Regions from separate parts of the Homo sapiens genome. Here regions 1 and 3 are each linked to region 2. The links are chromatin contacts, found by Hi-C or POLR2A ChIA-PET in ENCODE. All regions are on one chromosome and are shown on one strand. Each heading gives the region's core, a stretch centred on a gene start or an enhancer-like site at or near the end of the contact. The rest is flanking DNA. Distances are from core to core; before and after follow the strand shown.

The links. A loop is a pair of places that touch in the nucleus more often than their neighbours do. ChIA-PET counts read pairs that join two places held with the same protein, here RNA polymerase II (POLR2A). Pooled maps may share reads with other maps.
Region 1: a loop to region 2 is called in a pooled map, with 5 times the contacts of the local background. The contact joins the enhancer-like site here to the promoter of PDP2 in region 2. A Hi-C loop is called at or near these places in 1 of 37 single-sample maps with no recorded cell type and 7 of 50 pooled maps. POLR2A ChIA-PET finds 5 or more read pairs at or near these places in 5 of 52 experiments (HepG2, K562, MCF 10A and 2 more).
Region 3: a loop to region 2 is called in a map of PC-9, with 4 times the contacts of the local background. The contact joins the enhancer-like site here to the promoter of PDP2 in region 2. A Hi-C loop is called at or near these places in 9 of 168 maps with a recorded cell type or tissue (HepG2, IMR-90, K562 and 6 more), 4 of 37 single-sample maps with no recorded cell type and 18 of 50 pooled maps. POLR2A ChIA-PET finds 5 or more read pairs at or near these places in 4 of 52 experiments (A549, A673, BJ and 1 more).

Annotation. Positions count from the first base shown.
Region 1 is chr16:67,052,761-67,055,460 of GRCh38, reverse strand. All of the region lies in intron 3 of CBFB (core-binding factor subunit beta), which reads right to left. Among named protein-coding and RNA genes, the nearest start is that of CBFB, 25 kb to the right of the region's middle. Within about 2 kb of position 1,425, at least 4 of the 41 ENCODE cell types and tissues checked have a DNase peak (open chromatin) inside an H3K27ac peak, as active enhancers do.
Region 2 is chr16:66,879,096-66,881,795 of GRCh38, reverse strand. It overlaps PDP2 (pyruvate dehydrogenase phosphatase catalytic subunit 2), which reads right to left and starts at 1,281. Exons shown (of 2, transcript NM_020786.4): 1 at 1,156-1,281. RefSeq lists a silencer at 828-1,007 and enhancers at 467-1,239, 1,488-1,567.
Region 3 is chr16:66,659,468-66,662,167 of GRCh38, reverse strand. All of the region lies in intron 1 of CMTM4 (CKLF like MARVEL transmembrane domain containing 4), which reads left to right. Among named protein-coding and RNA genes, the nearest start is that of CMTM4, 36 kb to the left of the region's middle. Within about 2 kb of position 1,252, at least 28 of the 41 ENCODE cell types and tissues checked have a DNase peak (open chromatin) inside an H3K27ac peak, as active enhancers do; they include IMR-90, endothelial cell of umbilical vein, heart left ventricle and 1 more, where a contact is called at or near this core.

The DNA.
Region 1 (2,700 bases), core at 176-2,675, 170 kb before region 2:
CCGGGAGGCGGAGCTTGCAGTGAGCCGAGATGCGCCACTGCACTCCAGCCTGGGCGACAGAGCGAGACTCCGTCTCAAAAAAAAAAAAAAAAAAAAAAAAAAAGAAAGTGTCTGGAATTCAATAGATTTAATACACTGTGTGTGTGTGCGTATACACATATAAATACATATTCAATAAATGGATACTAAACTCAGACTTCTGTTAAGAATAAATTAGACCCTCCAAAAAGTCATAAAAATGTATTAACTTGCCACCAATATGCTCTCCACATAATTATTTTAATTTGGTTTCACTGTATTTTTCTTTTCTTACATGAAAAGCTGAGCCAAGATAAATTCTGACTTTCACCCTTCAGTTGCAGCCATTTCCTCTGAAGTGATGTAAAGCAGTAAAAATCTACCAGCTAGATTCTCAGATAAAATGTACCCGATAAACAAGAAGAGGATACTAACAAAAAAGGAACATTTGTAGCACACACAAAAAAGAGCTCTTGGTGAAACCCTGTCTCTACTAAAAAAAAAAAAAAAAATACAAAAAATTAGCCAGGCGTGGTGGTGGGCACCTCTAGTCCCAGCTACGCGTGGGAGGCTGAGGCAGGAGAATGGCGTGAACCCGGGAGGCGGAGCTTGCAGTGAGGCGAGATCGCACCACTGCACTCCAGCCTGGGCGACAGAGCGAGACTCCGTCTCAAAACAAACAAACAAACAAAAAGCTCTGTTGAAATATAGTAGAAATTAAGACCCAATATAAGACTCTGAAGATAAAGTAGAGGAAATCTTCTGGAAGGTAGACCAAAAAGACAAAAGAGACAGTAAGAAAATAAGGTAACAGGATCATTCCTGTGGGTCTAACATCCAAATAGTAGATGTTCCAGAAAAGAATAGAAAAAATATAAGAAAGGAAGTCATCAATTAATATAAGAAAATTTCCTTACGAAGGACACAGCTGCCATACTGTAAAGGGCTGGCAAGTACCCTGCACAAGGAATGACTGTGGACCGACACTAGGTTACATCATAGATAAATACCAAAACATGGAGACAAAGATTTTACAAACTTCCAAAGACGGGGAAATTGGTCACAAACAGATCAGGAAACACAATGACTTCAGAGATTTTCAACTGCAACATTTAAACCAAGACAATGAAACAAGGCCTTCTTAACGAAAATAATCTCTAACCTCAAACTCTAGAACAAGACAAACTTACAATAAAGTATCGTAGAATAAAGACACTTCAAATATGCAACAACTCTGTTATCCACAAAGAGACCGTAAACCAAGAAACAGGAAGACAGAAAAACTGAAAAAGAAACAAAAAGAAAAAAACAAAAAAGCCCCTCACAGCAGAGGATGAACACAGAAATCAGTATGAAAGCAGTGCGCTGGATATAGAGGACAATCAGTCTAGATTGAAGAGATGGACATTCTGAGGATGGTCATCACCAAGATCCTGAGGGCAAAATGCTCATATATAAGCCTTCCCCACTGCTGGGACCAGCTAAGGACACTCATTTGAGCTGACAAAGGTGATGTGCTTTGACTCACTCCTGTGAAAAGAAGGTAGCTCTGGAATGAGACATCAATTTTGACAAAAGAAATTAAAAAAAAAAAAAAAGGATAAAAGAAGGTAGGTCATGGTGAGCCTAGAAGCAGAAAATACCAGAGCAGCTAACTCCCTCTGACCATATTCCTCCACATCTCCGGCACACGGTGAGCAATGGTTTCAGTGTGCCAGATGCCCTAACTCCAGTGTGAGCCCTAGGTTTCCCATAATCCACTCATGACTGTGCTCACAAGCTTCCCCAGGGAGGCTCTAAAAATTCACAGGGAAGCTGAATCCGGACTTGACCCTAAGATTCTGTTCAGCTCATCTTCTAGGAGCTGCATCTGAAAGTGACATTAGAAGGCTGGGTGCGGTGGCTCACGCTTGTAATCCCAGCACTTTGGGAGGCCGAAGAGTGTGGATCACAAGGTCAGGAGATCGAGACCAGCCTGGCTAACACAGTGACACCCCATCTCTACTAAAAATACAAAAAATTAGCCAGGTGTGGTGGTGAGGGGGCCCGTAGTCCCAGCTACTCGGGAGGCTGAGGCAGGAGAATGGCGTGAACCCAGGAGGCGGAGCTTGCAGTGAGCCGAGATCGCACCACTGCACTCCAACCTGGGTGACAGAGCAAGACTCCTCTCACCAAAAAAAAAAAAAAAAAAAAAGAGAGAAAGTGACATTAGAGTCCGTTGTTTACACTGCCCTGAAGTGTGTGCTTCCTAGTTTCATTTTTTTTAAAAACTAAACAATGCGTTATTTAGAGATATATGCACAGGAAATAAAATGACAAAGAAAAGTAAGGGAACAAATACATCAATCAGGATAGTGATTATTTTGTGGGGGGAGACGGGTTGAGGAAAAGAACTGTAAAGTTTTCTTTCTCTTTTTTTCTTTTTTTTTTTTTTGAGATAGCATCTTGCTCTGTGGTATGAACACGGCTCACTGCAGCCTTGATTTCCAGGACTCATTTTGAGATAGCATCTTGCTCTGTGGTATGAACACAGCTCACTGCAACCTTGATTTCCAGGACTCAAGGGATCCTCCTGCCTCAGCCTCCCAAGTAGCTGGGACTACAGGCCTGTATCACGACACCTGGCTAATTATTTTATTTTTTTGTAGAGATGGGGTCTCACTTTGTTGCCCGGGCTGGTCT
Region 2 (2,700 bases), core at 32-2,531:
GGTGGGAGGATCGCTTGAGCCCAAGATTTCAAGACTGCAGTGAGCTATGATCACACCACTGCACTCCAGCCTGGGCGACAGAGCCAGATCTGTCTCTTTAAAAACAACAACAACAACAAAACCCCACCAAACTGTACTGCTTTATGCAGTAACCTTTTCTCTACTTAGGTTTTATCCTAGTTATTTCCCAAACAAGGAGTCAGTAGGTCCAAGGGTGTAGACTCATTGCCAAACTGATTTCCAAAAGCTTCACATCTGCCTCCTCAAGGGGGTGACGAGTTTCCTAGTCCCTTCACTAGCCCTGGTGGTACTTTTCCTTGGAATATAATAAATTAAATTAAATTAAATTAAATTAAATTAAATTAAAAAAAAAAAAACAGAACAAAACCTTGACCCATTATAATGAGCTTTTCATGTATGAATCCTGCCCTCGGGATCTCGAGATCATTTGTCGGGACCTCAAGAGTTCCCAGGACTGAGGACCGTCCCTTCACTCCCCCACCCCCTGCCAGCCCACCCCGCAGAAGTCGGTGCGGGGGCGGTCTGTCCGGGAGCAGAGGGCGCCTGACGCTCCGGCCCTGCAGTCAAGGCAGGCAGCGGTGCAGGGTGATACACCGCAGCCAGGACGCAAACCCTCTTGCATCCTTAAAGAAAACAGACAGGTCCCAAGTTCAAATCTCTGACTTCAGCCTCATCGCTAAGTGCATGGACTCCGGAGCCCACCAAAACCGATCTCCCTAGAACCCCGGCACGGCCGTACCCCAGCTGGGTGCCCCCGGGCGACCCGCTTGGTGCCTCTGAGCCCCGGCTTGCCAGCCTGTAAAACAGGGGCGTGCAGTCGGGACACAGAGCTCCAAGGGGTGCTCGATAGGCCAGAGCAGCTAGTGGGGTGCCCCGGTAGGCAGCCAAGGGTCCTCGGCGAGCCCGCGGGCCCACGTGGCGCGCGCACGTGAGTGGGGTGACCGTGGTCGTAGGCCCAGCTGGTCCCTCTCCGCCGCGGACCCGCCCCCTCACCTCAGCTCTCCCTCCGCCCAGTCACCTGAGCCGGTGCCGCAGGCCGGGAGGGTCAGGCGCCGGCGAGGCCTGGCGGGGAAAGAGGTGTCCACATCCCCCGCTCGTTACCTTCCCTACCTCGGACCCTCGCCCGCTTCTCACCAGCTGGCGAGGCCACAGCCGCCCGCTCCGTCCGGTCAGTTCAGCGCCTGCGCACAGTGCCACAACTGCGGCCACCAGGTCCTCACCTCACCCAGGCGGTCCCTAGTCAGGACCCAGCTCCAGAAGGAAGCGCCCTCCCGCCAGCCCTGGTTGGCTCAATTGCGGAGGCGGGCCCTTGATGGACAGAGGTATTGCCCAATGGCTAAAGAGGATGAGAGGCGGGCAGAAAGGCGGGACCCGGGAGGGGGCAACACCGCCCCTTACCCCCTGCCTGGGTGCTGAAAGTGTTCGAGCGCGGGGCCACAGGACCAGGCAGTCACGTGCCTGAGATCGCCAGCTACGTGGCCGCTACACTCTGCATACCCCGAACCCAGCGGCCTCCCCAATTCCTCACCGTTGTTAGAACACCTCACTGCTTCCTCTCCACTTCGGTGTCGACCACTCCAGAACCCTCTCTTGAGCGCCACACCCTGATGTCCAGCCACCTGGACACCTGCCTCTGGAGGCCCCCAGGCGCCTCAAACATAACTTACCCCAAACTCAGCTTTCTGCCAAACTTGCTTTTTCTCTTCTCTCCTAACCCAGTAATGGCCCCACCATCTGCCCAGAGACCCAAGCCAAAACCCTGGGAGGCATCTTGACTCCTTCCTCTCCCTCACCCTCTCTTTCCAGTTATCTAATGCTGTAAATCCTATCTCCTAAATCTCTCTCCACTCATCCATCCGGCGACGCAGCCACCCTATTCCAAGCCTCTCACTTGATTTTACGGTTTTCCCTCCTCCACCTTTGACTTGGTCCTAACCACAGAGCAGAGCAGCCAGAATGACGCCCCTCCCACCTTTTCTCGTGGTTGGTGGGTAGAGACAAGGTCTTTCTATGTTGCCCAGGCTGGTCTCAAACTGCCGGGCTCAAGCAATCCTCCCACCTCAGCCTCCCCAAAGTGCTGGGATTACAGACGTGAGCCATCACGCCTGGCAGAATGACACTTCTAAAACTCAAATTCCAAGGCCGAGTGCGGTGGCTCCTGCCTGTAATCCCAGCACTTTGGGAGGCCGAGGCGGGGGGATCTCCTGAGGTCAGGAGTTTGAGACCAGCCTGGCCAACATCACGAAACCGTCTCTACTAAAAATACAAAAATTAGCTGGGAGTGGTGGTGCGCGCCTGTAGTCCCAGCTACCTGGGAGGCTGAGGCATGAGAATCATTTGAACCAGGGAGGTGGAAGTTGCACTGAGGTGAGATCATGCCACTGCACGCCAGCCTGGGAGACAGAGTGAGAGTCTGTCTCAAAAAAAACAAAAACAGAAACAAAAACAAACCAAAAAAACCCTCAAATTCCTGCCCTAAAGTCTTTTTTTTTTTTTTTTTTTTTTTTTTTTGAGACGGAGTCTCGCTCTGTCGCCCAGGCTGGAGTGCAGTGGCGGGATCTCGGCTCACTGCAAGCTCCGCCTCCCGGGTTCACGCCATTCCCCTGCCTCAGCCTCCCAAGTAGCTGGGACTACAGGCGCCCGCCACTACGCCCGGCTAATTTTTTGTATTTTTAGTAG
Region 3 (2,700 bases), core at 3-2,502, 220 kb after region 2:
TGTACCTACTTCATTAACTGGAACTGGAATTCCAAATTTATGATACTTGGAAGCTTTCTAATTTGTTTTTGTTGTCTGTTTTTATTGTCTGATAGCCAAATAGGCTCCTGGCTTGCAGGCTGCTGGGGCCCTGGCTTGTGTAGAGATGAATCACGGTGGCATGGTGTTTTGGTTTTTTGTTTGTTTTGTTTTTGTAGTAAGGAAATGTTTTATTTTTATTTTATTTTATTTTTTTGAGACAGAGTCTTGCTCTGTTGCCCAGGCTGGAGTGCAGTGGTGCGATCTCAGCTCACTGCAGTGTCTGCCTCCCGAGTTCACGCAATTCTCCTGCCTCAGCCTCCTGAGTAGCTGGAATTACAGGCATGCACCACTATGCCCGGCTAATTTTTTTGTTGTTTTAGTAGAGATGGGGGTTTCACCGTGTTGGCCAGGCTGGTCTTGAACTTCTGACCTCAGGTGATCCACCCACCTTGGCCTCCCAAAGTGCTGGGATTACAGATGTGAGCCACCGTGCCCGGCCTATAGTAAGGAAATGTTTTAAGTATTACTCTGGGATATTCCTGGCATGTGCAAGGAATCATATAAAAGGATCCATTTTAATAAAATTTGGACTTAATGTTACTATCTTTTCATATTAGCGAACAGACTTTTCTGCCTGTGAATATGAAAACAGAGCATTATAGAAAAGATTTGGGACTGCTTAGCTCTACTTCCCACTAAAAATGACAGTCTTTTACTTCATCCTTAACTGACAAGCGTTTAGCCTCAGTGTGACTGATGTCAGCTAAAATCACCAGGTCTGTTTTCACTTGGCTGCTTTTATCAAGTCTGTTCTCCCTACTCTATATTCCTGTAGCTGAATCTTTGAACCTGAAATTTATACGGGTTACAGTCCATCCGCAGCACCAGTCTGGCTGATGTTGGGATAATTTTGAAGCTTATTACCTTACATATTAGCAATCTGAAGTCTCTTATTCACAGATGTGGCAAGTGATAAACCAGCTTTGTATGTTTTCTCCCAAATAATTTCTAGAAACTTAAGTGGCCCTTCACCTGAGCCCATGTTTTAGGCTGACATGGAACATTAATTATCAACCTTTGGATAGTGTCCAGTTGCCTGTGGACATGGTTTAATGACTGTTTCGTAGATGCCTGTTCATGCCCTGTTGGTCAGTCATTACTCAGCTATTTTCCTGAGTGTCTGTTCGGGAGGGATAGAGCAGGGAGCCAGCTAGACGCGATTCCGGAGACAGGCCCCACCGTGCGGTAAACTGCACTTCCTCACTTAGCACAGCGAGCAGGAGAGGGAAGAGCTGACTATGGGGACAGGGCAGCCAAGTGTTAGGAGATTTGAGGAGACAGCAGGAAGCCTGCAGAGGGAGAGGTTTATTGTGGAGGGATGAGGAAAGGCTTCCCAGAGCAGCTTGCAGTTATTTTTTTATTTGCTTGTTTTTAAATTACTTCTTAAAGAAATCACACAAGTAATACCAATTTAAGAAAAATTAGAAAATACCTCTAAGTTAAAAGAAAAAAACACATGTCCTAGTATCTTACTCATCAGAGATGAACACTAGTCACATTGTGTGTAACACTGTCTCCGTATTTGTTCACATATGTCTGTGTGCATATATTTACAAGTACAGATTGCTTTGTAACATGACTGTTCTATGCTGCTTCTCCTTATCAATAGACTTTACAACATTGAAAATTTTTCTTTTTAATTTACATGCAATAAATTTCACCTTTTATGGTGGAGTTTTGTTTTTTTTTTTTTTTTTTTGAGACAGGATCTCACCCTATTGTCCAGGCTGGAGTGCAGTGGCATAATCAGGGCTCACTGCAGCCTGTACCTCCCAGGCTCAAGCAATCCTCCTACCTCTGCCTTCCAAGAGGCTGAGACCACAGACATGTGCCACCACGCCTGGCTAATTTTTTCTTTTTTTGTAGAGATGGAGTCTCACTAGATTGCCCGGGCTGGTCTCCAACTCCTGGGCTCAAGTGATCCTCCTGCCTTAGCCTCCCAAAGTGCTGGGATTACAGGCATGAGCCACCGTGCTCTGCCTTGTAGTTTTAATTTGCATTTTCCTAATAGCTAGTGATGTTAAGGATCTTTTCATGTGCTTGTTTGCCATCTATATATCTTCTTTTGTGATGTGCTCATATCTTTTACCCACTTTTTAATTGGGTTGTTTCTTATTGTGGAGATTTGAGTTTTTTGTATGTTCTGGATATAAGTTCTTCAACATTTTTAAAAAATTTAAATTTTTATTATGGAAACTTTCAGACATACACTAGTAAAGATAATAGTACAAGTGCCCACATACTTTTTATCCAGCTTTTACAGTTATCACCATTTTGCATTTTTGTTTAATCAACGCTCCCCTCCTTTTTTGTTGTAATATTTTAAAACAAGTCTTCAATATCATAGCATTTCAACTATAAATATGAAGTATGCATCTCTATCAGTTACGAACTTTATTTTAAATGACACATCCACAATATCAATATTACTTCAAAATAACATAATTATTCCTTAATGTCATTGACTATCCTATGTTCACTTTTCCCCAGTGATCTCCAAAATGCCCTTTTGGTTTGTTTGAATTAGGATCTAAACAAGATCCATACGTGATTGCATTTGCTTGCTGTGTCTGAAGTCTCTCTTAATCTTACAACAGCCCTCATCTCCCTTTATGTCAT